Linked DNA regions of Mus musculus: region 2 is linked to region 1. The links are chromatin loops, found by intact Hi-C in ENCODE. Cell type or tissue: gastrocnemius. All regions are shown on one strand. Links, peaks and the distances in the headings refer to the core of each region. The heading gives the core; the rest is flanking DNA. Region 1 holds the start of Gm42150 (a long non-coding RNA gene). Region 2 overlaps Dipk1a (divergent protein kinase domain 1A).

Region 1 (15,913 bases), core at 4,333-12,332:
AAGATTTATTATTATGTAAGTACAAGGTAGCTGTCTTTAGACACATTAGAAGAGGGCACCTGATCCCATTACAGATGGTTGTGAGCCACCATGTGCTTGCTGGGATTTGAACTCAGGACCTCTGGAAGAGCAGTAAGTGCACTTAGCGGCTGAGCCATCTCTCCAGCCCTTTCTTTTTCTTTTTAAAAACACTTTTAAAGGTTATTTTTCCTTTACGTTTAATTTCTTTGCTTTGTGTGTATGTATGCACATGTGCACCAGGGCACACTCATGTACCAGAAGGTACCTAGTGAAAGTCTGCTCTTTCCTTCCACCCTTTGGGACCCAGGAATCACACCTAGGTCATCAGGCTTGCTGGAGAGTCTTTACTTCCTGGGCCCTCTTTTTACTTTTTGATAGGTGAGGTTATCCATGACTCCAATGGTCTTGGATGGATTTTATCTGATAAAGTAAAACCGGAACCTGACAGGGCTGTACAAGACTTTGTATATGTCCTTTCCTTGTAAAGTATTTTCTGGTGAGGTTTTAAGAAAATTGCCGGTCTGTAGACAGGAAGGGAGGAAGGCCTCACACATTTGCCAATTGTGCTGTGATTTTTTTTTCCTTCTCAGATGGAGGAGGCTTTAGCCAGGCTTTGGGGTCAGGAGCTCCTTTCCTTTGCAGGCTCCCACAGCTCTTCTTTCTTTCTTTCTTTCTTTCTTTCTTTCTTTCTTTCTTTCTTTCTTTCTTTCTTTCTTCCTTCCTTCCTTCCTTTCTTTCTTTCTTTCTCTCTTTCTCTCTTTCTCTCTTTCTCTCTTTCTCTCTTTCTCTCTTTCTCTCTTTCTCTCTTTCTCTCTTTCTCTCTTTCTCTCTTTCTCTCTTTCTCTCTTTCTCTCTTTCTCTCTTTCTCTCCTGTCTGTGAGTAGTCTCAGCAAGAGGTCAGAGCTGTGGAGGTCAAGTACCAGGCAGAGAATTCCCCAAGGAAGTCCTCATTCTCAGGCGAAACAGTGTCTGGAAATAACGTTCACTCTTGCGTAAGGGACATGGGTTGCTCTGGACTGGCCTTTCCTTTTCCTACTGCTAACAAATGGTTTGGCTACACAACATGAGAGCTGCCAATTTCCTTCACTTTTGGGCAGTGTCCGCTGCTCTCTCTCTCCCTGGGTACTATAAAGTTCTTAATCGGGACCAGCAGATGCTTCTGCACTGATTCTATTTTGGCAAGAGACTCCGAGCATCTGGGGACAAGTTGAGAACTGGAAATAGATCCTGCCCATTGACTCAGCCTGACAGGACGGCTTGCTTCTTAATCCCACACCAAGTAAGGACTTATCAGTGGGGAGGACATACTAGTGGATCCCTCTCTGGGTCTGGTTTTGTTCCAGAGGTGTCTTTTATATTGAAACAGAAGTAGGGACAGCTGGTACAATGTTATATTCTCCCTCTTGAAAACTAACAAAGTCATATAGTTCGAAAGTCTGGTGACATTCCTCCTCCTGTGAAGCAGGAATTTCACAGAGCACTACCCCTCTTTAGGCCATCTGGGGAAGCAATCTCTCGTCTCACAGAGTAGAGGAGCTCAAGGTCTACTTCCTTCCTTTAAGCTAGAGAGCTTGTCATTTCATCCACCCTAGGGTAAAGGTCTATATTCCTGTGATGATTTGTATATTCTTGGGCCAGGGAGTGGCACCATTTGGAGGTGTGGCCTTGTTGGAATAGGTGTATCACTATGGGCGTGGGCTTAAGACCCTCACCCTAGTTGCCTGGAAGTCAGTCTTCCACTAGCAGCCTTTGAATGAAGATGTAGAACTCTCAGCTCTTCCTGCGCCATGCCTGCCTGGATACTGCCATGCTCCCACCTTGATGATAATGGACTTAACCTCTGAACCTGTAAGCCAGCCCCAATTAAATGTTGTTTTTATAAGACTTGCCTTGGTCATGGTGTCTGTTCACAGCAGTAAAACCCTAACTAAGACAATTCCATTTGTTTGGTCTTTTGAAACAATGTCTTAGGCTGAATCCCAGGCTGGCCTGGGACTTACTGGGTAGACCAATGCTGTCAAACTTTCAGTAATCCCCCTGCCTCTGCAATGTTGGGATTACAGGTGGGAATCATCACGCCTATCTCAAAAACTTAACATTATCTGATAGGTAAATTACATTCTATTCCTGCTTTACCTGCAAGAATTGATAGCAAAAGCGGGAACATTTGTTTACAAGGAAATATTCCTTTACCATTGGATTCATGAATAAAGATTGATGCATCCCATCTTTCCCTCCTAACCCTTTCCCTGCTGTAAACTCTGACAGCTCTGGTCAACCAACAGTGTCCCTGAGGTGCCCTGTGGTGAGGAATCTTCCCCCCACCCCCCAAGATTTATTATTTCATGTATGAGTGTTCTATCTGCATATACACCTGCATGCCAGCATAGGGGATTATATCACATTATAGATAGTTGTGAGTCACCATGTGGGTGTTGGGAATTGAACTCAGGACCTCTGGAAGCCAGTACTTTTAACCAAAATAGAATCAGTGCAGAAGCATCTCTCTAGCCCAAGGGTTCTTTAAATGAATGTGGATCCCATTACCTCAGCTTGGAGCCCAGCTCTAGAGGTTCTGACTAAGTAACCTTAGATAAGTTACACGATTTCTAGTTTTTGCTTCTCTAAACTAGTGTGATATTTAAATCCCAGGTTGTATCTGAGAGTGTCTGGGGATTAATTTTAGTAGAGAAGCACTTCCTGGCACGCACAAATTCTGGATTCCATTTCTATCATATATATAGTGTCTCACATACTACAGATATTCTACCAGCTGTCCTGAGGATGAGACGTTGTTCTCATAAGTTTTTGATCACAGAACAGTTTGCACCTGAGATTGTCCTGTCATGATACACAATTTGACTTGTGGTTTTTGGGTGCTGGGGAAATAATCATGGTCTTATAAATGTTATTACACAGCATTTATGTTTATTAAACATAAATGTTTCATCCCTGACTTTAAAAAAAAAAGTCACCTGGATGTAATGATTCACACTTGTACTTCCAGCCCTTGGGAGGCTGAGGTGGGAGGATTGCTGCAAGTTAATGGCTGGCCTGGGCTATAATGTAACACCTGGCAGAGAGAGAGAGAGAGAGAGAGAGAGAGAGAGAGAGAGAGAGAGAGAGAGAGAGAGAGAGAGAGAGAGAGAGAGAGAGAGAACATTGCTATGTAGAGCTGTGATCTTAGCACTTGGGAGAGAAACAGGAGAATATCATGCTACTGCTACATCTATTTGATATGCATAATTAATGTGTTAAATTAATAGAACAAAACCTTTAAAAGTTAAACTAGGGATGGTAAGATGGCCCACCTAGGAAAAGCATTCACCAAGCAAGCTTGATGGCATGAGTTCAATCCCTGGAGTCTACATTAAAATGGAAGGAGAGTCGTGACTTCCAAAAGTTGTTTTTCTTCATCTATACACACATATATATATACACACAGGCATGTTATTAATAGAGGGAGAGGGAGGGGAAGGGAGACAGAGGGGGAGGAGAAGGAGAAGAGGAGAGGAAGGAGGAGGAGGAGAGAAGAAGAAGAGGAAGAGGAAGAAGAAATGAAGATATTTGGCAAAGGGAAAAGTTAAAAGGTAGGAAAGATAATGAGGCATGGATAGAAAGAGAAAATTATAGGAACATGCGAAGGGAAAGGGGCCCTTGACCCCAGAGTGTGGCTGAAGCTTCCTTTTAGCAGCTGAATTCTCCCACACAGTTAACAATGGCTTAAGGCCTTCCTCCCTTTCCAGTTGTAAACCTGCCATTTTCTAGAAATCTCACTTAAAACTCCTTTTACCGCTTCTGCAGTCCCGAGGGCTCCTGGCTAAAAACCGTGACATTGTACAATATCGATAGTTCACCATGCTGGGCTGGGACTCTCCCTTGCGGAGTCACATTTGGGTATGTCGTGCTTTCTGCAGCTTTTCTTTAAGAAGACCATGTCCTCGCCCTTAGGTGTGCTTTTATTTTTTTTCAGGGCTGTCTTTCTTTCTAACTTTAATAAAATCCCAGGTCTGTGTCACACTCACTAGTCCTGAAATTCTTTTCTAAGTTCCAGAACAATCAAGGGAGCGCCTCTGGATGCTAAGGATAACAGAGTGGAGCTGTGCCTTATTCCCTCAGTGCTAACAGTAATACCTAGGGTTAAGAACATATCATCTTGGACTGGAAAGATGCCTCAATGGTTAAAAGTGCTTGCTGTCAAGCCTGATTGATAGGTTCCTGTTTAAAAAAAAAAAAAAAAAAAAAAAAAGACTACACTTTCCAGCGTCCCTTGCGGCCGGAAGGGCGGGACTATGGAAGGAAATGTAATGCAGTAAATTTTACTCCCTTATAAAGGTCGCTGTTTCTCCTCTCCCGCGCCCTTTTAAGCATTCTCTCCTCCACGTGTATGGTATTTGATATATGGCTCAGTTTCCCGTAGTGAGATTTATGCTCCCTCGGTGTGTAGTCAATAAACATGTTTCCGTCTGCGTAAGGCCAGACGTGCTTCTCTTTTTCTGCCTTTGCATCTCTTGAAGATGCATCAGAATCAGGTGGTAGAGGTACACACCTTTAATACTAGCACTTGGAAGGCAGAGGTAAGCATATTTTTTCTACGTTCGGGGCAGCCTGATCTACAGAGTGAATTAATTACACGACAGCCTGAGCTACACAGTGAAACCCTGTCTTAAAAAAAGAAAGAGAGCCGGGCGTTGGTGGCGCTCGCCTTTAATCCCAGCACTCGGGAGGCAGAGGCAGGCGGATTTCTGAGTTCGAGGCCAGCCTGGTCTACAAAGTGAGTTCCAGGACAGCCAGAACTACACAGAGAAACCCTGTTTTGAAAAACCAAAAAAAAAAAAAAAAAAAAAAAAAAAAAAAAAAAAAAAAAACAAGAAGAAGAAGAAAAGGGGAAAAAAAAAAAGCATCAGAAATCTAACACACATGTTCTGAGGATTCAGTCCTTGGGATCTACATGGTAGGAGAGAACTGATTCTCACAAGCTGCACAAGCTGTCCTATGCTCTGAGCTCCACATGCACACGGTGGCACATGGTACCGCACATAATAAATACAATATAATCTTTAATATAGTATACTAATACCTAAGTATCTAAAATTTACTTCTAAACTTCTGAATAGGCACAACTGTGACTCATTTTTTCAGGGAAGACCAAATCTATTACAAGACTTCGGTGTCCAGAAAAAAATGAAGCAAGAATCGGGATCTGGGAAAGGGCAGCAGGTGTTGTGTGTGGCTGAGGAGGTGATGAGAAGCTCCTGAGGCTGTCCCCTAAGAGGCAAAAAAATGAATGAAGAAGATAGGGCTTCAATCAGCGCCAAGCCTGCCCCCCCTGCCCCCCTCCCCCGCGCACGCGCACTTGTGAGGCAGCGCTCACTCCTTCACAGTCCTGTGGAGCCTGCTGTAGGAGTCAAAGCACACCCTCCCAAACTGAAGAAACTTATGGACAAGAAGTTATCATTGAAGTTAAACGGAGGCAGACACGTACAAGGAATGCCACAGGGCTTTGATCCCTTTATGAACCTTGTGATTGATGAGCGTGTGGAGATTGCAAATGGTAGGCAACAGAATAACATCGGAACGGTGGTCAGGTGGGGAAATGGCATCATCATGTCAGAAGCCTTGGAAAGAGTAGACACTGTCCAGCAATGGCGTCCACATCCCTCCCCAAAGGGCCTGTTTGATTGTGCTGTAGAATTGGGTCATGTACATTTTCATATGAAACTTTTTGCAAAATAAACTTTTGTGCTACTTAAAAAAAGAAGAAGAAGGTAGGGTTTCAAACAGAAAGAGAGGAGGTGCAGACAGACTAAGGAGCTACTGAGCACAGTTGGAATTTAGAAGTCTAGCCCAGGATTTTGTAATACTCACCAAAATGCAAGAAGCCCTAGAATCCATCCCCTGCATCACGTAAAATGGGTGTGGCAGCATACAATACCAGCACTTGAGAGGTGGAGGGGGGAGGAATCCGTCAGTCATCCAGGGCCACACAAAACCCCGTCCCAAGCAGTCATTTAACCAGCCTGTGTCTTGGCTGACACTGACCCTGAGTCCTGTAGCTGTCCTGGCAGGAGTAAAGACACTCTAGAGAGATGTGTGCCCCTCCCTTTGGCTATCAGACTACTGAAACAATGGACCCCAAGAAGTTGGAATTTCCCCAGGAATCTCATGCTGGGAAAAGGAAAAGGCTGGAGCCTGGTGCCAGGCAGGGGTGGACTGGAGCTGAGACACTGGTGATGGTTGGAACAGAACCTTGACCAGCCTGCGCAGTTATGCGCACCCCTTCCTCACCTCAGGACCCTGAAGAAGGATTCCTCTTCCCAATGTGGCCATATGGAATAAACATCCTCTTTCTGTTTTTGGTATTACTCTTTTCTGTAATTAGCCATTGAAACTAATTGGCCATAGGACTGCTAGGGTTTATATAGTCGTTGATTCTAACATCTCCTCTGATAACAATTGCCTTTCAGATTGTCAGGATTTTGCGGCAAGCCTGCTGCCAGCTGAGCCAGGTTATCTACCCCTACTTCCAGACCTTTGCCTGGGTGTCTTTAAGGCAATCAGCTGATGAAGGACCTGATATTCCCAACACTGTTATGCAATGAACAGATGAGGTGAGCAAACTGTAACTGTTATATGATATATATTTTTGTTTTGTTTTTTTCGAGACAGGGTTTCTCTGTATAGCCCTGGCTGTCCTGGAACTCACTTTGTAGACCAGGCTGGCCTCAAACTCAGAAATCCGCCTGCCTCTGCCTCCCAAATGCTGGGATCAAAGGCATGCGCCACCATGCCCAGCGATGTTTTATTTTTGAGTCATGGTTTCATGGAGCCTATTCTGGCACTGAAACCTGAACAGTAATAGAGAATGTGTCAAATGCCCATAAATATCCCACTTTAAGCTGTAACACCAACATTTTCAAGGCTGACATAGGGGGATCATGAGTTTGAGGATAGCCTGGGCTACATGGCAAGAGCTTGCATCAAAACAAAATCCTTACTTTAAGTTACGTGGTATAGAAAGCACTGCTTGCTTTTGATGTTTTTATAAGACAGCTGGGGAGAAACTGCCTGTCTCTCAAGGCACCAAATGAAATATTAAGCCGGGACTAACATCAACATAAGATCAAAATCTACACCATTACAGGAAAGTTAGTAGGAGGTGTCAGAACATCTTCCTGCTTTGGGATATTTGCTTACTCAGTTTGACAGAGATGAAGAAGAGGTAGGATGTGAGGCCCAATACCTCTGAGATCACTGAGCAAGCGCGTCTTCAGGCAGAGGGCTGGCTTCCACCCCTGGAATATCTTTGTCTTGTCATAACATTCATCCATATCGATCTTACCATGTGAGTTTCTCATGTTAACAGAGGTGCCTGAGACACTGAACCAAACATTTGGTTCATTTCATCGACGACGTAAAGCGGCACACGTAACTAGGGTAAGCGTGCCTACTTCGTACTTTTTCTTCACCTGCGGGAAGTTCTTTTTGACCAGTGGACTAAAGACCATCCTGGGTTTTGGATAGCTTTCTGCAATGTTGCCCAGTGAGAATAGAACTGTATCAGCGATCTAACTTGGATGTGTCCTGACAGACAAAAAAGAAGCTGTGCGCGTGTGCAGAATTTAAACGAAGAGCAGAAACTCTGAAGAAACGGAAGCTGGAGACTTTGCGGAAATGTTCGTGAGTATAGAGGCACCTCCAGGATGTGAGAGTATTTGTCTCCTATAAGATGAATCTTCGAAGGGCTGGGAGGATGGCCCATTTCTCTTGGTGCAGCACTCCCTGTGCAGGCATGATGGCATGAGCTTGTTTCCCAGCATCCACATGAAAAGGCTGGGCTCAACAGCATATTGCTGTAACCCTAGAGCTGGGGAGGTAGAAACAGGAGGATCCTTGGGGCTTACTGGCCAACTAGTGTAGTGGAACTAGGGATCTCCAGGTTCAGAGAGAGAACAATGCCAGTGGAAGGATCCACGCTGGTAAAGGAGCTTCCTGCACAAGTCTGGAAACCTGAGCCTGATCTCGGGGCCCATATCCATGGAACCAGCTCCACAAAGTCGTTCTCTGACCTACACATGCGCTTTCTGGCACACTCACTGCCACACCCACAACAAATAAATAAAAGAGAGAGAGTAACTGAGGACATTACATACCAGCCTCTGACCTATATACAGTGTGTGTGTGCGTGTGTGTGTGTGTGTGTGTGTGTGTGTGTGCGCACCACACATCTTAGAAGCTGAGATGTTCTGAATAATCAATGGTCAAGATTACCCCTTTGATGATTCTCAGAGTTCTTTCTCAGTGACTTGCACATCTAATTGCCCATGAGCTTACTGCAGCCGTCCCTTTAACAAACCTTATCTCACTGACACTGTTAAATGCCATCCTGACCTTGAGCCTTCAAGGTCATCTGACTTGTGCCCTCTGTTCAGAACCATGCTCACCAGGAAAAGACTGCCACCATGTGGCAGGTAGGTACTGTTGCCCCCTTTACTAAGTAATCTATAATTTAAGAGATTTTTTTTTTTTTAATTTATCTTTGCTATCTTTAGTTACACATGTGTGTATGTGGGAATGTGCACGGGAGAGGTGCCCTTAGAGGTATCAGATGACTCAGGAGCTGGTGTTAAAGAGGGTTGTAAGTCTCTTTAACTGACATGGGTGCTGTGAGCTGAACTCAGGTTCTCTGGAAGAACAATAGCAAATGCTCTTAACCACTGGACCATCTCCCCAGCCCCAGTAATTTGTAACTTGATAACTTGTCCTCATTATAATCAAAAGTTATTCTGTCTAATCTGTAATTTTTGCCCTCCCCACATCTGCCAGGTATGTTACTGGTAGAATTGCTAATCTTATTTACTAATATGAGATAGCAAACCATACTGTTACGTATTATGGAACTTACTTTCTTTTATAAAGGATCTCATGTAGCCCAGGGCGGCTTTGTACTTTTTATGAAACTAGGGGTGGCTTTGAACTCCTAATCTTTCTGCCTCCAAACCTTAAATACTGACATTGCAGGTTTGTGCCACCATATACCCCGTGTCCTAGTTTCATTTCTGTTGCTCTGATAAATACAGCACATTTGTGCTTGGAGCGTGTGGAGCTCAGAAGAGAGCATCAGATCCCCCAGAACTAGAGATCAGAAGGCTACAAACCATCCCGTGGGTGCTGGGAACTGAATTCAGGTCCTCTACAAGAGCATCAAGTGCTCTTAACTGCTGAGTCCTCTCTCCAGCCCAGGGTTCACTGATCTTAATGTGCATTTCCTGCCCCAGATAGTGGAGGCAGAATAGTGCCATTCAAGGAAATCTATTCACAGTTCAGGCCCCCTGCTCTTGGAAAGTAAGATGACAAAAATGAGGTGAGAAAGCAGGATCTTGACATCTTGGGATAGCATCCTCCTCTGCCGTGAGACCAACCAAGGAGAGCAGAAGAGCTGCATCCTCACAGGGCATTCAGGAACCCTCTGCTCAGATCAGACCTGAGAGCCAAAGCACCCAAACCGGTTTTGTCATCAACTGAACTTCTTTACTATGAGGATGTGGCTTGGTTGGTAAAGTGTTTGCCTCGCATTCATGAAGCCCTGGGCTTAATTCCCAGCAACACATAAAAGTAGGCATGGTGGCACACACCTGAAATTCCAGCTCTTGGGAGGTGGAGACACTCTTGTGAATCAAAAGTTCAAAGCGGTGAGTTTGAAGCCAGCCTGGGCTATGTGCGATGCTTCCTAAACAAAACGAGACTTCTTTTTGTTTGTTTGGATTTTTGTTTGTTTCTGTCTTAGTCAGGTTTTTTCTCTTGCTGCAAAGACACACCATGAGCCAGAAGAAAACTGGGGAGGGAAGGTTTTATTCAACTGACACTTCCACACTGCTGTTCATCACCAAAGGAAGTCAGACAGGAACTTACACAGGGCAGGAACCTGGAGGCAGGGGCTAATACAGAGACTATGGAAGGGTGCTGCTTACAGGATTGCTTCCCCTGGCTTGCTCAGCATGCCTTTTTATAGAACCCAGGACTACCAGCCCAGGGATGGCACCACCCACAATGGGCCCTCCCACTCTTGATCACTAATTGAGAAAATGCCTTACAGCTGGATCTCATGGAGGCATTTCCTCAATTGAAGCTCCTTTCTCTGTGATAACTCCAGCTTGTGTCAAGTTGACACACAAAACCAGCCAGTACAGTTTCTGAGACAGGATCACTGTGTAGTCCTGACTGGCTTGGAACTCACTATATAGACTAAGCCAGCCTCAAACTCTTGGCGATCTTCCTGCCTCCGTTTTCTGAGTTCTGAGATTATGGACACAAGCCACCTTGTCCTGCCTTTAGCACACATGTTTTCTTTTTTTGTTGTTGTTGTTATTTGTTGTTTTGAGGTAGGGTCTTACTATGTAGTCCAAGCTGGTCTGGAACCATCTACATAGACCATGGGAGATAGAGATCCACCTGACTCTGCCTTGAAAATCCTGAGATTAAAGACATGTACCACCATACCTGGCCCAAAATACCTTAGTGCAGGTCTTTGTGCCTGTGTAGTTTTGACAGGCCCTTCTTTTATTTTTCTGACTACTACTCATACCCAACATGTCCAAAAAGTCTTCCTTAGTGCACCCATTTGCCTACAGCGCTTGTGTCAGTTCTTCTAACCTGCCATACTTTCTCTCTGCTTTACTTGTTTGGCCTTCACCAAGGTCTTCCTTCTCTTCCTTTGTTGCTGTTCTCATTGCTCCTCTGTTTGTTTGTTTGTTTGTTTGTTTAACTTAGGGTGATTTTGATTCTGTGAACCTCCAGCCTCAGCCTCCAGAGTGCTAGAATTTTAAGTAATCCATTGTTCAATGACAGGTGGGCCTATCTTGCCTTCCTAATTGGATTCACAGAAGCAATCTCTTAGACTCACAGTAGGGCATAGGAATCTACAAACACATATGGGATAGGAATTAACTCATGGGCATAGAGCTTAGGAGGCACTAAGTCCTTGGAATGATTAAACCAAGGAATGGGTCGATGTGATGTGGCTGACTGTATGTGAGAAACAAGGCTTTGCTCAAGTGTGGCAAGGATGCATTAGTAGGAAAGGCAAGGAGATTCCATGGGTATACATCTCTCTTCTTAACTGTCTAGTGTTACATGTCTTGATCCTACGAGTCACACTCTCTTTCCAACACCACCATTAATATTGCTTAATAAAGAAGCAAGCTCTTCAAGCAAACAAGCTACAGGGTGGGAAAGCAAACTCCATTTGGATTGATATGATCAAGCAATCTTTCCTGACTTGAGTCTTGTGGTGACTTGAATGAGAATGTTCTACGTAGGCTCTAGCATTTGAAGGCTTGGTTCTCAGTTGTTGGTGATGACTGGAGAGGTCTAGGAAGGAAGGCCTTGCTGGAGGAAGTACTTCACAGGGTATGAGCTTTGAGCTGTCAAGGTCTCAAGTCATTCCATTAGATCTCTCCCACTTTTGCTTGAAGTTTACAACGTGAGCTCTTTGCTCGCTGCTCCAGCTGCCATACCTGCCTGCTGATGCACTTCCCAGCCTTAGCTCTTTGGAGCCACAAGACCAAATAAACTCTTCCTTCTATAAGTTGCCTTGGTGTAGGCTTATATTTTTCAAAACCTACTTTAGTAAGAGTTTTTAAACACTTTAACCTTCCTTCTAAGCCACTACCCACCAGAGGTAGGGGAAAGGAGAGGTTAGTAGGGCAAATGGGGATGTGGCCCTGTTTAGACATAGTTCTTTGGGACAATCCCAATCTTTGTTGTTAGGACATCAGCAGTTCAGTTCACACAAATCAGCGAGGGCATTCAATCCAGTAGAAACAGCAAGGCTCTGCCAATCAACTGAAGTCTGCAAAAGTATTGAGAAGCTGCTGAAATATTATAAGAAGTTCTTTGGTGTATTTCTCTCTACAAAGTCACACAAAGTTCTGACAAATAATGATCAGCGAAAAAGGAAAAGGGAGCCAATGCCACAGCATCAGCCACTGTCTGATGGGTTATACTTAAACCCTTTCTAACATCACACGTTCTCTCAAGTGTCTACTCCAACAAAACACCACATGCCCTTTTTCCAGGCAGCTTCCAGAAAAACACATGTCTGTTCTGAGCACAGCATCATCCCATGTCTCTGCTTCAGCAAAGCATCTTCTCATAAGACAATCTCCAGAAAAACATCACATAACACAACTGAGTCTCCAAAGAAACCAGAAATTTCCACTTCACCTTGGTCATGGTATTTTGTCACATCAACTGAAAAGTAGCTAATGCCATTGTCTAGGACCAAGACAAGGACAAATATTTCCGTGAGCTGTGTCCAAAACCCTTGATGTGGCTTTAAACCAACCTTAATAGCACAGACTTAAATTAGGTACTCTGTCCTCTGCCAACATCTGGAAAAAGCCAGTTTTAACCCCTTCCTTAACTGCAAGATATTCTTCTTAGAGAGTTATATGCCATTGGTTAAAATCAAGTCAGGTAGAATGAAAGTCTAAGACAATGTAAAATCTATGTCATTCTATGATGCAATTTGAGTAAACCCAGATTTTGTACAATTTTCCATGAACATTTTGCACAATGTTCTATGATTCTACTTTGGCAGCCATTTCTTGTAGACCAGGAAAAAGGGGCAGTGATTTTTGTGGAAGGAAGAAGATACATACTGACTTAGCTATCCTATGCCTCAGACACTCTAGAAGGATCAGTACTTAAATATTAACAAAACTTAGCTTAGTCACTCTAGATCCTGCAATTGGAATAAAATAGGAGTTGAGTTTGGCAGTACATGCCTGTAACCCCAACATTTGGGATGTAGAGGCAGGAGAATAAGTGTAGTGAGAACTTTGGTTTCTTTAAAACAAAAACAAAACAGAAATGTTATGTGAATATGTTTTTGTTTTAATCCCAGATGTGGAATGTGGAGCTGCTTCAGACTGTCCACAGCAGCTAACTATTATTTGTCTTGTGCTCTGGCAGGAACATGATTTTGTCAGCCAAAGATAGTCTACAGTTGGAATTCTGGAGACTCTTGAGGAAGTATAGAAATGCCAGCGCCCCAAGAGGCACTGGTGACTGCTGCTCCCCTGCTGCCTGCTGCTTTTTGAGAATTGCTGTTTGAGGATTGCTCAATTGCTGGCTGGTTGCTGGGTTGCTGGTGGCTGGTTGGAGATATCCTGAGAACGAAGATTGGACCTGCCCCCAAGGAACTGGATGCCCCTAATAAGCAGGAAGTATCCTAACAAGATTAATATCCCCTTCCCCCTCTAACCTTTTTCTCCTACCTAGTGTTGAGGGGTTGGAAGGGATGGGGGTGAAGGTAGTCATGCGGTAGAAGAAAAACAACCCAATAAGGTAGCTAAAAGTTCAGTTACAGATAAGAATTTCAAGTCACCCCCTACTTCATATTTAGTTCAAGGACAACCTGGGCTGCATGGGAGCCCCTGTGTCAAACAAACAAACAAATAAACAGCACTATTTTTTGTTGTTGTTTTAACTAAGTAATCAGGATTTCTTTCCTTTTTTATTTTAGTTTTTGTTTTGTTTTGTTTTGTTTTGTATAGTTCTGGCTGTCCTGGAACTCCCTTTGTAGGTCAGGCTGGCCTCAAACTCACAAAGATCTACCTGTCTCTACCTCTTGAGTGCTGAGATTAAAGGGGCATGTGCAACCACTGCCTAGCTTGTTTTTATTTTATTTTATTTTATTTTATAGTCAAAATGTGGTCTAGAACTCTTAAAAGCCATCCCCTCAAATTCCAAAATAGTTTTTCTGTTTTTCTTTCCTTCTTCTCTTGTGTGTATATTCATGAAGGGTTAGGGTTTTTGGAATGTGTGTATGTGCCTTTTGTTGTTTTGAGTAGACATTGTGGTTTGTTGTGTTTATGTGATCTTGAATTTATGACTCTCCTGCCTCCATCTGCTGTTGTCCGAACTTCATACTGGGTTCTAAAAGAAGGCTTTTGTTTGGTTGGGTGGTTTGCTTTGGTTTTCAGCAGATTTGACATTTATTTTTTAAGTGATAGTGATAGTGTGTGTGAGATGATGTGTGATGATGATGATGTGTGTATGAGGATAATGATGGATGATGGTGTGTTTATGTGTGATAATGATGGGGTGTGTGTGCACGTTTGTGTTTGTGTATACACAAGTGCTATGGTATGTATTTGGAGGACAGAGGACAACTTTCAGGAGTTGGTTCTCTTCTTTTATTTTTTTATTTTTAAAGATTTATTTATTTATTATATGTAAATACACTGTAGCTGTTTTCAGACACCCCGGAAGAGGGCATCAGATCTCATTATGGGTGGTTGTGAGCCACCATGTGGTTGCTGGGATTTGAACTCGGGACCTCTGGAAGAGTAGTCAGTGCTCTTAACCACTGAGCCATCTCTCCAGCCCCCTTTCTTATATTCTTGACCCGGAGGATGGAACGCAGGTTGTCAGGCTTGAGGAGTCAACACTTTATGGGATGAATCATTTCTCTGACCCAGAGTTGATGTTTACCAGGAATTGCATGCCTTAGGTTGTTTTGCCTTTTAGGAGCTTGGGGAGAGATGTTCTTTGCTATTTGTTCTTGGGCTTTTTGTTTGTTTATGTTTTTTGAAACAAGGTTTCTCTGTGTATCCCTGGGTGTCCTAGAACTTGCTCTGTAGACCAGGCTGGTCTCAAACTCAGAAATCCACCTGCCTTTGCCCCCTGCCTGTGCTGGGATTAAAAGCATGCCAGGTTTTGGGTTGTTGTTGTTGTTCTTGCCATTGTTCTTGTTTGATTGCTTGGGGTTTTTTTTTTTTTTTTGTTTAGTTTTTTTGTTGGTTGGTATAATGGAACCCAGGACTTCATACATGCTAGGCAAGTGCTCTACTACTGAGCTGCATACATCCCAGCCCTTTTTACTTAAAGACAGGGTGTTACTAAATCGACCAGGATGGCCTTTAACTCTTGATCCTCTTGCCTCAAAGTTAACTGCAGTTGTAGACTCAAGCCACTCATCCCAGTTTAAAATAGGTTTGTGTCTCAGTGAATTAGTTTCCTCAGACAATTTTAATTCTTCTTACTATTTATAAGTTTGGGAATTGATTAATATTCATGGGTTTTTTTTTTCTCTTTTTTTTTTTTTCTATCCAAGTCCCTTTCTCAAAAAGAAAAATTAGGCCATGACAGCTTGCCAAAGGGAAAAAGAAAAGGGTTCTGCATAACCATCCTGGCTAAGATCTGACTGAAGGTCTCAGTGGTGTTGAGTAACCTCAGAGATACTGCCTCTCTTATGATTCTGTCTAGAGATGGAGACATTGGAGACCCACCAGTTGCCAGGAACTTCAGTTACTAGATGCCTTATCAACCAAGGGAATCCCATTTCTCTTCCTGTTGAGATATTAAGCAGAGCTGCAGACATCCACAAAAAAGAAAAAGAAAAAAAAAAAAAACCCACACCACCTCTCCCATCTCTACGTAGGATAGATAGATAGAAAGAAAGAAAGAAAGAAAGAAAGAAAGAAAGAAAGAAAGAAAAACCTATCTACTGTGCCAAGTGCTATGCTGTGTGTCTTATGAATCAGGTCTCAAATGATCCTCACAATGACTTCATTGTCCAGATTTGACAATGGGGAAAACTGAGGGTCAATGGAGCTAGGAAATAACTAAAAACACTGGGAAACGGATTAGTTGGTCATTTATGTGGGTGGAGAATGAGAGCCAGGAAACTGTCTGTTTCCCCCACAACAATCCCTTATATAGTGCCTTATATGTAGTGCCTGCTGGTTCACAATTTTGTAAAGCATGTGAACATCCCTTTAGCATCTCTCTGGCATTCATCTTACCTCCTTCATAGCCCCATTCAGTCTTGCTACTCTCATTCTCCCTCCCCATATTCTATCCAACTTGGTCAATATTGAGCGCC
Region 2 (15,913 bases), core at 4,324-12,323, 83 kb before region 1:
ATAAGCATGCACCACATGCCTTGCTTAATAAATACCTACTTAGTGAATATGTATCAAACCTTACAAAATGGAAATGCATAAAATTCCTAAAGCTTTGTTTGATTCAAGAATTTTTAGTTATGCATATTTGGGAGGATGTGTACAGACACACACACACAGAGACACAGACACACAGAGACACAGACACACAGAGACACACACACACAGACACACACACACAGACACACACACACACACACCACACACACACACACACACACACACACACACACACACACACACACACACACACACACCACACACACATTCCTGGTTTACCCGGAATTTGCTATTTGTATAAAGCTGGCTTCAAACTCAAAATCCTCCTGCTCCAGTCTCCTGATATAAGTACTCCTCAGCTTCAAGAATTTAAAAAATATATATTTATTTAACATATATGAGTACACGGTAGCTGACTTAAGACATACTAGAAGGTGGTATCAGATTACATTACAAATGGTTGTAAGCTATCATGTAGTTGCTAGGAATTGAACTCAGGACCTCTGGAAGAGCAGTCAGTGCTCTTAACTGCTGAGCCATCTCTCTAGCCTCCAAGCTTCAAGAATTTTTTAATAATGCTTTTAGTTTAAAGGAAAATTAGAATTTACTAGCCAGGTAAAGTAGAGCAATACTATAAACACAGCTCTTAGAAGATAGAGACAGAATAATTAAGAAAATCTACAGCCACAGAGAGAGAGAGAGAGAGAGAGAGAGAGAGGCCAGTCTGACCTACATAAGACTGTAGCAAAAAACCAATAATGAATGATGATGACAACGGTCAGATCCATACCTGGTTGCTGGGCTTGTTGGACAGACATTTTCCAAAGTACAGTGTTTCTGTGACACAGAGGCTGTTGCATGCAGGTCCGTCAATAACTCCGGTCTTGTATTTGTCACACTGAGAATCAGGAAACAAGAAGGTAGTAAATGTTCATGAATAGAAATATCTCAAGGGTCTGAGTAACTAATAGTTACTTTCTGTAAGAGAAAGTTCTCAAGCCACGAGGTGGCACACGGCTTTAATCCTAGCACTAGGGGGGCAGAGGCAGAGAGAGAGAGAGAGAGAGAGAGAGAGAGAGAGAGAGATATGGATTGATGATTGATTGATTGATTGATTCTTTCTGATGAGAGGAACTCAGGCTTTGCATTTACACAGACCTGGATTTTAACCCAAGCTCTGTTATTTTCTTGCTCTGTGAAAAGCGTGCTTTGCTTCTGGGGTATACACAGAATTTTGGAAGCATTCTTCTCCACTTAACATGGTCTGAGACAGTACGGTTATTACTCCTTCCAAAAGAAAAGTACTATATTTTTAAAAATGGTTCTGAATTTTAATTAAATTTAAAAGTTTAAAGTAACAAAATAACATTACCTTGGTCATTTTGTCATCCTTGAAGTCATATAAAAACAAGAAAAAAATGAGAAAAGAAACATCCACTCTATGTTTGATAAAATTACGTTCAAATCTAGGTGTGGTAGTATGTGCCTCTATTCCTAGCACTCATGTGTCTAAGGCAGGAGGATCTTGAGTCTGATGACAGTCTTAGGCTACAACAAGGCCCTGCCTCAAAACAAACAAAAGTATATTAATGGACAAGAAATGAGTATGATCTACTACTACTACTATAATAATAATAATAATAATAATAATAATAATAATAATAATAATAGTCATCTACATAATTCAAAGATTATGTCAGAGCCCAGAAATAGTTGAGATTAAATTCCCACTGAGACATCAGACTAAGTCGGCAAGGCACCAAGTAGAAGGTGCAGCTCAGAAACAAAACCATTGAAAGGTTTAAGGGACACAGCTGTGGGAATTTCCCAGAATTCTGTTTGGCTTCATCAATGCAGGGCTGAACAGCAAAATCCTTAAACTGTTACTTTGTTGGGGACAGACAGTGGGTGGCTTGGAGTGGGAGGGGCTGTGATCAGCAGCCTGCAGGGGTCCCCAGGACAGCCAATCTGCCGCCCTGCCTCAGTTCTCTCTCCTTCTCATACACAATGCACATAGGCACACGCACATCAACTTCACTTCTAGCTTGGTTTACTGCCTGACTGTTTATGAAAGGAATATGAGAAGCAAATATCAAATAAAGACAATATCCCGGGAACTGCTGGGAAGAAGCAGAACAGAAAGAGTGCTGTGAATTCAAAGGCTTTCCTGACATCCCTTAAAAAAGACTGCAAAGCATCAGAAACAACGAAAAACAGAGGAAATGTAAAACAAGCTAATGGAACTTAGAAAGAAAAGGGACAAAAACCTAGAAATAAAAAGCCACATTATGGGGACTGGCGAGATGGCTCAGTGTTTAAGAGTATTTGCTGTTCCTATAGAGGAGCTGGGTTCAGTTCCCAGGACCCACGGGGTGGCTCACAGCCGTAAATAAACTGCAATTGTGGGGACCTGACATCCTCTCTAGCTTCCACTGAAGGCTCATGGTATTCAAACAAGCAGGCACACATACCTATTTTTTTTTAAAGGTACTGTGGGAGAAAGGATAAACAAGGGTAAAAATACAGGAAGACCTAAGATACTATATTGAAAAAAACTGAGAAAAATAGGGACTGAAAAAAATTAAAAAGAATTTGAGATAAATCTGTAGATGATATGAAAGACCAAAGATGTAGAGCATGCTGGCTGTGGTGGCACACGCCTTTAATCCCAATACTCGGGAGGCAGGGGCAGGTGGATCTCTGTGAGTTTGAGGCCAGCCTGGGCTAAAGAGTGAGTTCCAGAACAGTCAGGGCTACACAGAAAACCCTGTCTCATTAAAAAAAAAAAAAAAAAAAAAAAAAAAAGGGTGCACAGCAGTCCACATGTTAGAGCTTGCAACTGGACCGACCCACCCCCCCAACGGCTCGTGCACTGAAAGCCCTGGTCTCCAGCTGGGAGGTGGCGTCAGTGTCAGAAAGTAGAGCTGAGCTGTAACAGGGGCCGCTGGGTAGAACCTGTGAAGGATCTTCTGCTCTCTACCCTTCCTTCTCTTCAGCCTTTGCTTCCTGGCATCTGTGGAGCCTCCTTCACCACAGGCTCCGGCCACCGTAATATTCTGCCTGTGTCAGACGTACAGCAGTGGATCTAGCTAGGCACGAAGCCCGTGGCACGAGCCACATGAACTTTTCTTCCTGAAAGCTGTTTTTTTCTGGGTATACTGTTACCCACCCTGACAGAGAGCTGTCAAGAACAGTGGAAAAGAAAAAATATTTCAACATAGATTTTTTTGGTTTTGTTTTGTTTGTTTTTGTTTTTTCGAGACAGAGTTTCTCTGTATAGCCCTGGCTGTCCTGGAACTCACTCTGTAGACCAGGCTGGCCTTGAACTCAGAAATCTGCCTGCCTCTGCCTCCCAAGTGCTGGGTTTAAAGGCGTGTGCCACCACTGCCCTGCTCAACATAGATTTTAAAAGCTTCACTTTAACCTGCAGACAGGAAGGGTATATATCCTAAGGAGGGCCGATGTGAATGACTCTTGTGACAGGTGCCTTGAAGTTACTGGACTGTGGGTATGGATGTATATGAATGGTGGGCAGCTGGGGAGCAGGTCTGGGGTGAGAACACCCTTGGCACTGACTTGGGAACTGCTGATGCAGTACTGCCGTGCCTGTGTGTCCTCAGTGTGATAGGCACTGCCCTAGGGCTGCAATCATCTATTGTCTTGACAATTCTGTCACAGAACCTAATTACTGCCACTTCCACTGTAAACCTAAGGAAACACAAGTGTAAGTTAAAAAGCCAGGATCCCAACCGCTCCTGTACATACATGTACATACATGTTCCAGGCTCCTGACACCTGCTCTCACTACTAACAGCACTCGGTGCAGTTTCCTGTGAAGATAAGGATGGTCCTGAGGAGGGCTGAGAGCCCTTCCCTCATGCAGAGTAAAGTGCTACTACCTGGAGAAGCGCCTTTAGCTGCCAATAGCAAAAGGTTTTGAGACAAGCCTTGGACTATGCCCTGCTTTCTCCTTTAGCTCTGGCTGTAACTAGAGATGTAGAGTTCCATCTTCATACAAGGAGTAAGGCAATCTGGTCCCTACCGTATGTCTGGGAGGCCATGAGGGTGCAGTGATGCTCAATGCCTTCCCTTTGTGAGATTTCTTAGGAAATGCAGGCATCTGCATGGTGCATCTGCTTGGCAAAGGTGGTGGGAGCCCTGAGCTTCACACTGGAGTGCAGCCTCCTACAGGGACTGTCCAGTGAGGGATTTAAACCATGCAGACCACATATTCTCTGACCAAGAATCAATAAATAGATTGGAAGGAAAACAAATGTCATTGAAGTTCCACAGCTCAAATATAGACCAACGCCCCCCACCTCCTCAAAAAAAGATGAAAATAAAATTTACTGAAAGTCTATGTAGGAAGAAAAGGAGGCTGGGCATTCAGAGTGAGCATTCATTAGAGTGGTCTGAGCTACAAGATGACCTCTGGACCAGCCTGGGCTAGAATGAGACTCCATTTTTAAAGAGGAGGAGAAGGAAGAAGAGGAGGAGGAGGGAGGAACAGGAAGAATCTAAAAGGAAATTTTAAAGTAAACTAGAAAATGAAAATACAAAATATTTAGAATGCAACAACAATTAAAACTTGTAGGATACAGGTGCCACATCTCTCAGAGGGGAATTTATAGCTCTAAATGCAAGGCTGAAAAGAATAAGAAAGCACACGGAGCACTACATAGGCTCAAACTTAAAGCTTAAACTAAGTAAAAACAAAACCTCAGCACTAATGACAGTACAGTCAATTCCTCAAGATAGAGAGGCATGGGAGCAAAGAAGTCAGCAATGAAATATCCAAAGATCCTTCCTCATAATCTTAACAAAAAGGAGCCCTTAGGAAGACTGAAAGCAAAACAAAGCACTAACAGGCAGCCACTGGGCAGTGACTGTGAAAAACACAAATGACTTTATGGCAATATATTTAAATGAGCAATTTTCTAGAAAAGTACAAATAACAACAATAATGCCTGAAGAAGCAGCCAGGCTGAACAAGGTTAACAGATCATTAAAAAAAATGTCCCAGATAGGATGTCACCCTGTAATCCAGGCTGGGCTGGAACTCGGGACCTAGGCTTGCATATGTGGAAATCTTCCTGAGTTGGCCTCCCAAGTGCTAGCATTATAGGGACGACTTACCTGGATACTCGAGAATACTTTATATAATTAAATCAGAACTGAGAGAAAAAAAAGGAACTGCTGAAGAAGGAAGCATGAAGAGGTACTGAGCAGAACGAAGTAGCACAAAGCATGACACATGTGTGCAGACGCTATAACGAAACCCATGCCACCTGTCCACGAAGACTCGTATCTTTGAACACTGGGCCCTCAGTTGGTGGAACTGTTTGGGAAATATTAGGAGGTATGGCCTTGTGGAAGGAGGTGTGTCACTCGGGGTGCATTTTGGCAGCTCAAAAGCCCATGACATTGCCAGTTAGCTCTCTGCTCCTGCTCCTGTTCTTGCACCATGCCTGCCTTCCAATATGATGGTCATGGACTCACCCTCTGAAATGTAAGCTCCAATAAACTCTTCTATAAATTGTCTTGGTCAGCCGGGCAGGGTGGCACACGCCTTTAATCCTAACACTCAGGAGGCAGAGCAGGTAGATTTCTGAGTTCTAGGCCAGCCTGGTCTACAAAGTGAGTTCCAGGACAGCCAGGGCTATACAGAGAAACCCTGTCTCGAAAAACAAAACTTTAAAAAAAAAATTTCGGGCTGGAGAGATGGCTCAGGGGTTAAGAACACTGACTGCTCTTCCGAAGGTCCTGAGTTCAAATCCCAGCAACCACATGGTGGTTCACAACCATCTGTAACAAGATCTGACACCCTCTTCTGGAGTGTCTAAAGACAGCTACAGTGTACTTACTTACATATAATAAATAAATAAATCTTTTTAAAAATTGTCTTGGTCATGTGATAAGCGTGTCTGATCATAGCAATAAAAAAGTAACCAAGAAACTACCATAAAGCTGGGTAGTGGTGACACACACCTTTATTTTTTAATTAGATATCTTCTTTATTCACATTTCAAATGTTATCCCCTTTCCTGGTTTCCCCTCCAAAAACTCACTGTCCTCTCCTCCCTCCCCCTGCTCACAAACCCACCCACTCCCACTTCCTGGCCCTGGCATTCCCCTTCACTGGGGCATAGAGCCTTCACAGGACCAAGGGCAAGGGTCTGTCCTCCCACTGATGACTGACTAGGCCATCCTCTGCAGCTGGAGCCATGAGTCCCACCATGTGTACTCTTCAGTTGGTGGTTTAGTCCCTGGGAGCTCTGGGGATACTGGTTAGTTCATATTGTTCCTCCTATGGGGCTGCAAACTCCTTCAGCTCCTTGGGTACTTTCTCAAGTTCCTTCATTGGGGAGCTTGTGTTCAGTCCAATGGTTGGCTGAGATCATCCACCTCTGTATTTGTCAGGCACTGGTAGAGCCTCTCAGGAGACAGCTTTTTTTTTTCCATTTTTTTCATTTTATTTATTTTATATATGTGAGTACACTGTTGCTGTCTTCAGACACACCAAGGGCATCAGATCCCATTACAGATGGTTGTGAGCCACCATGTGTCATTGCTGGGAATTGAACTCAGGTCCTCTGGTAGAGCAGTCACTGCTCTTAACCACTGAGCCATCTCTCCAGCCTGGAATACATACACCTTTAATCTCAGCACTCGGGATGCAGAGGCAGGTAGATCTCTGTGAGTTCAAGGCCAGCCTGTTCTACAGAGTGAGTTCCAGTACAGACAGCTAGAGCTACACAGTGAAACTGTCTTGAAAAACCAAATAAAGGAAGGAAGGAAGGAAGGAAGGAAGGAAGGAAGGAAGGAAGGAAGGTGGGTGGTGTTGGGATACCCTAAGAAGTTAAAAAGCCGAAAACTAACTTTCTCTCTCTCTCTCTCTCTCTCTCTCTCTCTCTCTCTCTCTCTCTCACACACACACACACACACACACACACATCTACCTTAACCAATAGTGAGGTGTTTTCATAATATGTATGAGGATTCATTCCAACACTACATAACCAACAAAAACTAAATCAGTATCCAAACATCTTTTGCTCCAAAGAAAGTAGGTCTAGGCGATTCTCTATATGCTGCATGGAGTTTTGTTTGCAGGCATGGAAAACGGAGCCTAGGCCCAGTCAGCTTCCAGAGCCTGTGCAGAATCAGTCCAGCTAGGCTGACAAGCTGAGCTGGAGCTAGCAGAACAGGTTTAAGGCTGACTAACCCAGGGCTTTTGTGCAATGGCTGACAGATCATCAAACACAGAGGAAGGCACCTGCCAAACTGACAAGCTGAGGGAGTCTTCCCTAAGTGTAGCATATTCTGTCAGAAGAGCTGGGGCCTCCTTCAACTGACCTGACTTCAGCTTCTGAATCCCACCACCACTTCACTGTTTAAACTAGAGATTTGGAAACAGCCTCTCTGCAACACTTTGCTTTCCACTCGAGCGATCATTGCACACCGAGCTGGTACTCTCCCTCTCTTCTTTCCTCCTATCCCCCAGTCCAGCATCATTTGCAGCCTGGCTATACTGATAGGTGATTTAGAGGCACAGACTGTCTTGGGCATCTCTGAAGTTCCCCTGCCCTTGTACCATACAGAACAGTACACAGTATTGAAAGTTTCTTTTTATTTTCTTAGTAAAGTCTCTTATTAGTAAATCAGTAAGCAGCGACTAGTCTGGTATTCAGCTGTGAGAATCAGATTTCTTGTTGTGAGCAAAGGCCTCAAGCTAATCTTGCGTCACAGGGGTGGTCACAAAGAATAGCTCTGGCTTTCTATCCCAAATTAAAGGCAAATTTCCCAAACATTTGTGTGAAAAGAGCAGTTGGCTTCATAAAGCTATAGCCACCCTAAGTAATGTCTATAAAAATGTTCAGCTGTATATCAAAATAGTCAATAATGATACTAAGTAACTTTTAAATAATTAAAAGCCCAAGATTTACTACTATTGTAATAAACAGCATTTAGCTTTGATTGCACATACCTCATTGTACCAGAAGAGGGCACTGTTTACCCTTATTTTTACAAAACACACTCCTATTGAAGGAATCCTGCCCTAAACTACAAACTGGACCACAAGAGGGCAATAACCACAAACATATGTGTAAACTTTGGCTTCTAAATATTTTCAAAAATCCATGCTCTAAAAGTGTACTTAAGATATCATTTTCAGACAGCTGGTTTTCCTTAACAAGACTTAAAAAACCAAGCACAGAGATACATACACACAGACACTGACACAGACAAACTGACAGACACACAGACATAAGACACAGGCACATGCATACACACAGACACACCTACACACACTCACATACAAGGCACTCAGACACACACACACATACGTATACACACATATAGACACACACAAAACCATACAGGCCTGCCCCCACACACATGTACACACAGACACATATGCATTCAGACAAGCACACACATATATACACAGACACTCCACCTTCCACAGATACACACAAAGACATCCACACAGACACACAGACACCCACACACATATACACACAGAGAGATAAAGCTAGCCACAAGGCACACACACAGACACCCACCAACAGACACACGCAGACACATAAAGATGTACAGAGACAGGCACACACAAAGACATACACTGACAGAGACACACACATACAGAGACACACACTGACAGACAGACACAGGCAGAGTTGGGTTTTTCACAATTCCTGGAAACTTTTGAGTCTTCAGTCATCATTTTCTCCCTCTTCTCTCTCAGGCATTACCAGTCTTCACCATGTTCTGCGCTCTGTCTTAAGCTTTTCCAGTGTTTCCTCTATTGACTTCTTCCTCACACATTAAAGAAGCCCAAGCAAGGCACAGCTAAATGGAATACTGTCATGCATTACTGTCTAACCAAGAACATAGCTCCTAATGGCTTCAATTTAGTAGGTCTTAAGTTGATTGTTTTAAGTAACAAACCATTATCCTTGGAAACTGAATCTCAAAGGAGACTGTGATTAAATTAGGGTTCCTGAAATCTTTTAGTGCTTCAGGTTAAAGGGTTCCTTTTGTTGTTGTTGTTGGTGGTGGTGGTGGTTTTTCGAGACAGTGTTTCTCTCTGTATAGCCCTGGCTGTCCTGGAACTCACTCTGTAGACCAGGCTGGCCTTGAACTCAGAAATCTGCCTGCCTCTGCCTCCCAAGGGTTATGCTTCTTTAACACTCACACCAGCCCTCTAAAATGTGGCGGAGGCACTCCTCAGAGAAGTGCAGACTCCCCCCACAGAGGAGTCAGTCAGAGGACTCCGATGGAACTTTGTGGTCCTCAGATGTGCACAGAAGAGAAGCACCTCTCCTACTCCAGTTAATGAAACAGGCCATGTCTGGGAGATCCCACCTACAGAGTCCAATTATGTAAGATTTCTACATAGTTGGGCATCAAACAGGATTGGCTGCAATTACTTAGTAATTAGGAAATCATGGCTATAGCAAGCAATCATATCGCAGTAGAAGGGGAAGTATATGGAAATGGCATTAGTCACCATTCTGCAGAAGCTCAGGAGCTTGCACAGCTACTGAGAAGGTGGCTGACCTCAAACCTGAGGAACTTTTACTTCAGCACCCACACCACAACAGATGTAACCCCTCACACAGAATAGAGAGTGTAAAAGACAGCAGATAGTCAGAGAAGAAACCAGCATGGCCATGACAGTGATGACCACTCACCTCTAACTCCTAACAAAGCGGAAACGATGCTCTAGGGCGCTTCTCCAGCTGTCTCTCAGGAACAGCTTACAATACTACAGTGACAGTATGAGGCTGTTTGCCTCAGACCAAACAAGATCGAGTCAAGGACATTTGAACCTACTCTATACCCAGCTGACATGTCCGAGGACCATCACAGTTAGTGCCCAAGCGTATTGGCTAAAGTCAGCATCATAAAAGCTAAGGGGCAAGTAGGGCAAAAACATTTTTCTTGCCTGTAAACTAGAACTAAATCAAAGCCCTGTTATGAAAAGGTGACCGCAGCCTAGGACTTTGTCTCTAGCCTGGTGTTCTTGACAGTGAACCAACGTGACATGGTAATCAGGAAGATCCTGACTCTCAGTAACTGTATTAATGTACAACACTTCAATATATGTACTGCGGTGAAAGTAGTAAGATCTCAGGGTTGAGCATGAGAGGTAGTTCAGCAAGAAAGGATGCTTGCTGCACCCAAAGTGCTTTCAGGCTACCTGAGTGTCGTTCTCCAAATCCACATCAGGCAGCTAAGGACTACCTGTAACTCCAGCTCTAGGAAACCTGATGCGCTATTCTGGTCTCAGCAGGAGCGCCACTCACACGCGTGTGCACACACGCACGCGCACACACTTTAAATGTTTTGCATAGAGATGGGTGTAGTTTGGAGGTAAGCACCTGCTTGAACGCTTGAGGTCCTTGGTTTGAACTAGCGTCCCATAAAAACAAACAAACAAATTCAAAAATAAATATATGGTCCTGAAATAAGTGTTTTGATATATGTTGAAAGATAGTAGTAGAAAATAAGGAGTTGACTTAATTAAGAAACTCAAGGATTTAAAATAAGTGTTCTACAACACTCACAGCCAGTAAATATGGCTATTACTCTTGCACTGATAAGGTAATTTTTATAAAATATACTGAATTACTCAGAGAGAAAATAAGTGATAAATATATACCCTTTAGATAAAGTTTAGTGTTTGATATGACTCTTTATTAAAAAAATATATATTCTAGAAAATCTATAATAACATACTTATGCCCTAAACATTTTTAAAATCTGATATATAATAAACCAAATTTCAAATATATTTGAAAATAAAAACCATTTCATAGTGAGATTGCTTCCACACTGATTTACCTGTACTACATATTTAGATTTCTGAGTACTGAATTTACTAAAAAGCTAGGACGTTCAGCACAACTGTAATATCAAATTGCCTTTACTGTTGAAGACATTTAATAATTAGGCCATTTATCATAACTATAGTCTGTTATAGGACATTTTTTAAAAAAACTAAAATATTTAAAATACTTACTATGATTTTCTTACAGTCCTTCCCTCTGCATAGCTCTGTATAGGTTGAATACTGCACATATATGATCCAGCTTCCGACAAAAACCACCAGCCAGGAAAAGAAAAGATACTTCACCCGCATGTAGGACAACCGAGCCTGCAAGCAAAGGTCACATGACAGTCAGTCAGCAGCAAGCTGGCACTCACCGCACTGGAACGGGCGTTCTCCTTGCTTGGAGAAGCACAATGTATAATCCAAGCTTTTATATGGCAGCTCTAGAACAAAGTGCATTGTCAAGAAGCCCAGACAACATGGGTCTTAGGAAAGTAAGGGAAACAAATACCCTTTCAGGATGTACGTTCGGCATCTCCAATGCCATTCAGGCCACTTACTCAATAAAGCACAACACCACTTCTAGACCAGGCGAGCAGACAAAACACTGTTTCAAGTGAGAATTTTAAAGGTCTTTATGAATAATCATAGTAATACTTAATATTTTAGCCAGGCAGTGCTGGCACACTCCTTTAACCCCAGCACTTGGGAGGCAGAGACAGGTGGATCTCTGTGAGTTCAAGGCCAGCCTGGTCTACAGAGCAAGTTCTTTTTTTTTTTTTTTCCCGAGACAGGGTTTCTCTGTGTAGCCCTGCCTGTCCTGGAACTCACTCTGTAGACCAGGCCTGCCTCAAACTCAGAAATTCGCCTGTCTCTGCCTCCCAAGTGTTGGGATTAAAGGCATGTGCCACCATGCCCGGCTCAGAGCAAGTTCTTAACACTAACCCTGAGTCCCAAATAGCCAGTACTACATAGGAAAACCCTGCCTGATCTGGTGTGTGTGTGTGTGTATGTGTGTGTGTGTGTACACAAGTCTGTAAAAATAAGATTTATCCAGGTATGTTGGTAGAAACCTGTATTCCAGCACTTGGGAGGTAGAGGTAGGAGAATCAGAGGTTCAAGGTCATTGTTAGTTATACTGAGTTGCCAGACAAGGCTATATAAGATCCTGTCTCAAAGAAGAAAAGCAAAGCAAAACAACAACAAAAAGAAAAACAAAAAGAAAGAAAAGCAAAAATTATTCCTTGCACGCCAATGGGCAAAGCTACACAACAGGCTCCCCTTTGCAATGTTTTGTGTGCGCTGCTCTGATATCTGATCTCAGCTGTTGATGCCTTTCTACATCAGCCATAGATCAAGCCATTCAATATTCAAACGTGGCGGTTGGTCAACACAGCCTGATAGTTACTTTTTGGATCTAGAGTTCCAGTGGTTCGATTTAATAAACAGTAGAACTGAGGTCTACAGATAGAACTGAGCAGAATAAATTAAGGATGCACACACACAATGAAAAGCTAGTTTTGCTTTTATATTCCCAAGCCAGTTTCTCACACTTGGAAACAGTAGAATACTGTGAGCAGGATGAGCTTGCAGAGAAAGCAGAAAGAGACTAAAGAGCCATGGTGCACGAGCAGGAGACAGCAAGCTCAAAGGGAAAACACACCCAACTCAGCAAGCACAAAGGGAAATGGTTCTATCTGCAGTTCAGACATCTGTCCTCAAGGGGTTTCACAGATGGTGAATCCCAGTACAAATAATTCAGGCCTTTGAGGGGTTTGTTTGTTTGTTTGTTTGTTTGTTTGTTTTTGTTTTTTGTTTTTTGTTTTGTTTTGTTTTTTCGAGACAGGATTTCTCTGTATAGCCCTGGCTGTCTTGGAACTTACTCTGTAGACCAGGCTGGCCTTGAACTCAGAAATCCGCCTGTCTCTGCCTCCCAAGTGCTGGGATGAAAGGCGGGCACCACCATGCCCGGCTGAGTCCTTTGAGTTTTATTACTAATTGTAAAAGCACTTTTAATGCAAAACATTTTTATATAGCACTAAGTGAATTCACACACACACACACACACACACACACACACACACACACACCACAAAATTAAATCACATGCAACACAATGGACCCAAGAGGCCTGTCTAAAAATCATTTGAGATTACTGGACCTAAGAAGTGTGATCATCAGCTATAAACTGACACGTGCTAGCATTCTGAGCCTCCACTAAGATTAAAGCCTGCAAAGCATGCTGTGCACCAAGCAGACACACACACACACAAAGTCCCCGTGCAAGAAGAGATCAACAATGCTGCCATTGGCTACAGCCGAAAAGGAAGGAAGCTCTGGATCGGATCAAACCTCTAGCTGCAACCACCCGTTCACAGGAAATGGTGGAGACAGCCGGTAGCACTGGCAACCTTGAAGCAAAGGACAGTTTGTGGCAAACTCCAGACTGTGGGAAACATGCAATACAAAGAGACCATTTCTTCAACAATTAAGTCACAAGGGTTAAGTCTAGACAAGGAGAAACTTAAGATTGGAAAATATTTATGAAACACAAGACAAAACCAACGAACAACAAGGAAACCAAAATGTATGCTAACACAGAGTGGGAAGCTATCAGTGCCCCAACCCGGAGGTAGAACTATAGGCAACTAAGCAACGATGAGCAGGGTAGACAGCCTTCTCAGAGTCACATCAAAGGGTTACCCAACACCACACAGTCAACCCTGAAATCAGTTACATAAATGAACCTTATACGGACTGAGCAGGTAGGTTGTAGTTGTATATTTAGGAATATATTATATATGTATGTACAATTTAAGAAAAAGAAGCCATGAATTCGAGGTGTGTGAGTGTGGTCTGGAGAAAGGAAAGGGAAGAAGAAAATGGTATCATTTTAATTTCAAGAAAAACTAAGAAAATGAAGTTTGAAAGTTTGGAAGTCAGCACTTGGGGCACAGAGGCTGACCTTCTTGAGCTCTAGACCAGTCAGGGCTACAAAGTGAGACCATCTCAAAACAAAACAGAATGAAACAAAGGGAAAATGGTATTGGTGACACAAGTCAAAAGTTTTTTTTTTCTGTGTGTGTATGTGTGTGTGGAGAGGTGTGTATTCAAGTGCCACAGGACAAGTGTGGTGGACAATTTGTGGGAATTAATTCTGTACAACCAACATGTGGCACCAGAGGTTGAATTCAGGTCCCCAGTTTGACGGTGCTAAGTCATCACATCCACACGCCTCTCTCCTCTCTCCTCTCTGTCTCTCCCATCTCTCTCCTCTCTTCTCCCTCCCTCCCTCCCTCCCTCCCTCCCTCCCTCCCTCCCTCCCTCCCTCCCTCCCTCCCTCCTTCCTTCCATCAGGTCCTTCCTCCATTCTAATTTTTTGAGTGCTGGGGACCAGACCCAAGGTTCTGTGCAAGCACGTGTCCCCGGAACTAATCCCTAAGCCTCACAAAGTACCACTAATACTTGGGAGACAATTGATAATTTGAAGTGCTGAGGATCACGCAGGAGGAATAATAAATGGTTTTAGAACTCATGGAAAGAATTTGGCTCACCGGTTAGCACAGCCAGGACGGTGTCTCTCAGTTGAGGCATGGTTCTGAGGACATCATGTTGTTGTGCAGTTCTGCTCTGCTTGCTGCCCTCACATCCCTCTTAATCTAAGAATTATGTGAAAACTCTAGGGGGCTTCCAGCCCCTCACTGGGCAGTATCTCTGGCACTCACAGTACTAATCCTTGATCTCTCTCAGGCATTGCTGCTGGAGCAGATTATTATCATTGCACTAGAGAAGAACTTAGAGACCTATTGTGAGCAATGACCACCAGCCTTAAAAAACTTTTGGAAAAAGAATGTTAGTGAAGCTGGGCTGAGATGCTTTTACTACTGGCTTTGATGTAGAACATCTTGGGGAACAATTTGAAGTTCAGAAAGGAACTCTGTTATTAGTTACGCGAGGAGCTTTTACGTTCAGGGACAAGAACAATGGCAGCACTAGCTCACGTGACTCTCTCTGAGGCTGAACTGGTGATGATAAATTTCTTATATCCATTTTTTTTGTTTTTGTTTTTTTGTTTCTTTTGTTTTTGTTTTTTGAGACAGGGTTTCTCTGTATAGCCCTGGCTGTCCTGGAACTCACTCTGTAGACCAGGCTGGCATCAAACTCAGAAATCCACCTGCCTCTGCCTCCCGAGTGCTGGGATTAAAGGCATGCACCACCACGCCTGGCTGATTTTTAAAAAAAAAAATATTTACTTATTTATTTTATGTATGAGTACACTGGAGCTATCTTCAGACAAATCTGAAGAAGGCATCAGATCCCATTATAGATGGTTGTGAACCACCATGTGGTTGCTGGGAACTGAACTCAGGGTCTCTGGAAGAGTAGTCAGAATTCTTTTTTTTTTTTTTTTTTTTTTTTTTTTTAGAATTATTTATTTATCCAGAAGACGGAGTCAGATCTCGTTAAGGATGGTTGTGAGCCTCCATGTGGTTGCTGGGTTTTGAACTCCGGACCCACTGAGCCACCTCACCAGCCCAGTAATCAGCATTCTTAACTGCTCAGACATCGCTCCCAGCCCTTTTATAACTATTTTTGTTCTCAACTTCTTGATATGACTTAATAAAAATTGCTGATATGCAGATGTGCATTCTGAGAATTTAAAATAGATATGACTGATTTAGAGTTTAGATTTGTACTTAAGATTATTATACGATTATTTTAAAAGATAGATAGTAAAATAATAAAATAATTAATCCTTTCTTTGTAACCACAAATTTCTACCTGCCAGTAAGAGAAATTGGCTGAGAGAACTCTCTTGCTTGCTCACACTTTGTTAATTTATAACAAGTTGCTTAGTTATGAATGTACGTGGATTCTTGAGAACAACTTGTTTTCTTTACCTGTACTGCATAATGTTATTTCATATAAAGCTATTGGGGAACACACTGTTTTTCTTTTTTTTCTTTTTTTTTTTTTCCATTTTTTATTAGGTATTTAACTCATTTACATTTCCAATGCTATACCAAAAGTCCC

Evidence for each region. Hi-C counts contacts between places; a loop is a spot of excess contacts. Peaks named below come from ENCODE experiments on the same cell type or tissue, not always from the same donor. Only the 100,000 strongest peaks of a DNase experiment are listed, where the experiment ranks them.
Region 2: it touches region 1 in a loop (7-fold over the local background); 29 of 42 quality-filtered maps call a loop at or near these places.

What each region holds. Positions count from the first base shown.
Region 1 is chr5:107,996,834-108,012,746 of GRCm38, forward strand. Gm42150 (a long non-coding RNA gene) reads right to left here and starts at 5,971. Exons shown (of 3, transcript XR_880537.1): 1 at 5,890-5,971. In gastrocnemius, for the core only: a CTCF peak has its summit at 8,487 (motif pointing left); a DNase peak (open chromatin) is centred at 8,465; H3K4me3 peaks cover 595 bases; H3K27ac peaks cover 1,577 bases.
Region 2 is chr5:107,913,517-107,929,429 of GRCm38, forward strand. It overlaps Dipk1a (divergent protein kinase domain 1A), which reads right to left. Exons shown (of 5, transcript NM_026062.4): 2 at 11,069-11,203; 3 at 830-937. Among named protein-coding and RNA genes, the nearest start is that of Gm26387, 14 kb to the left of the region's middle. In gastrocnemius, for the core only: a CTCF peak has its summit at 8,052 (motif pointing right); DNase peaks (open chromatin) are centred at 8,089 and 11,262; H3K4me3 peaks cover 587 bases; H3K27ac peaks cover 1,947 bases.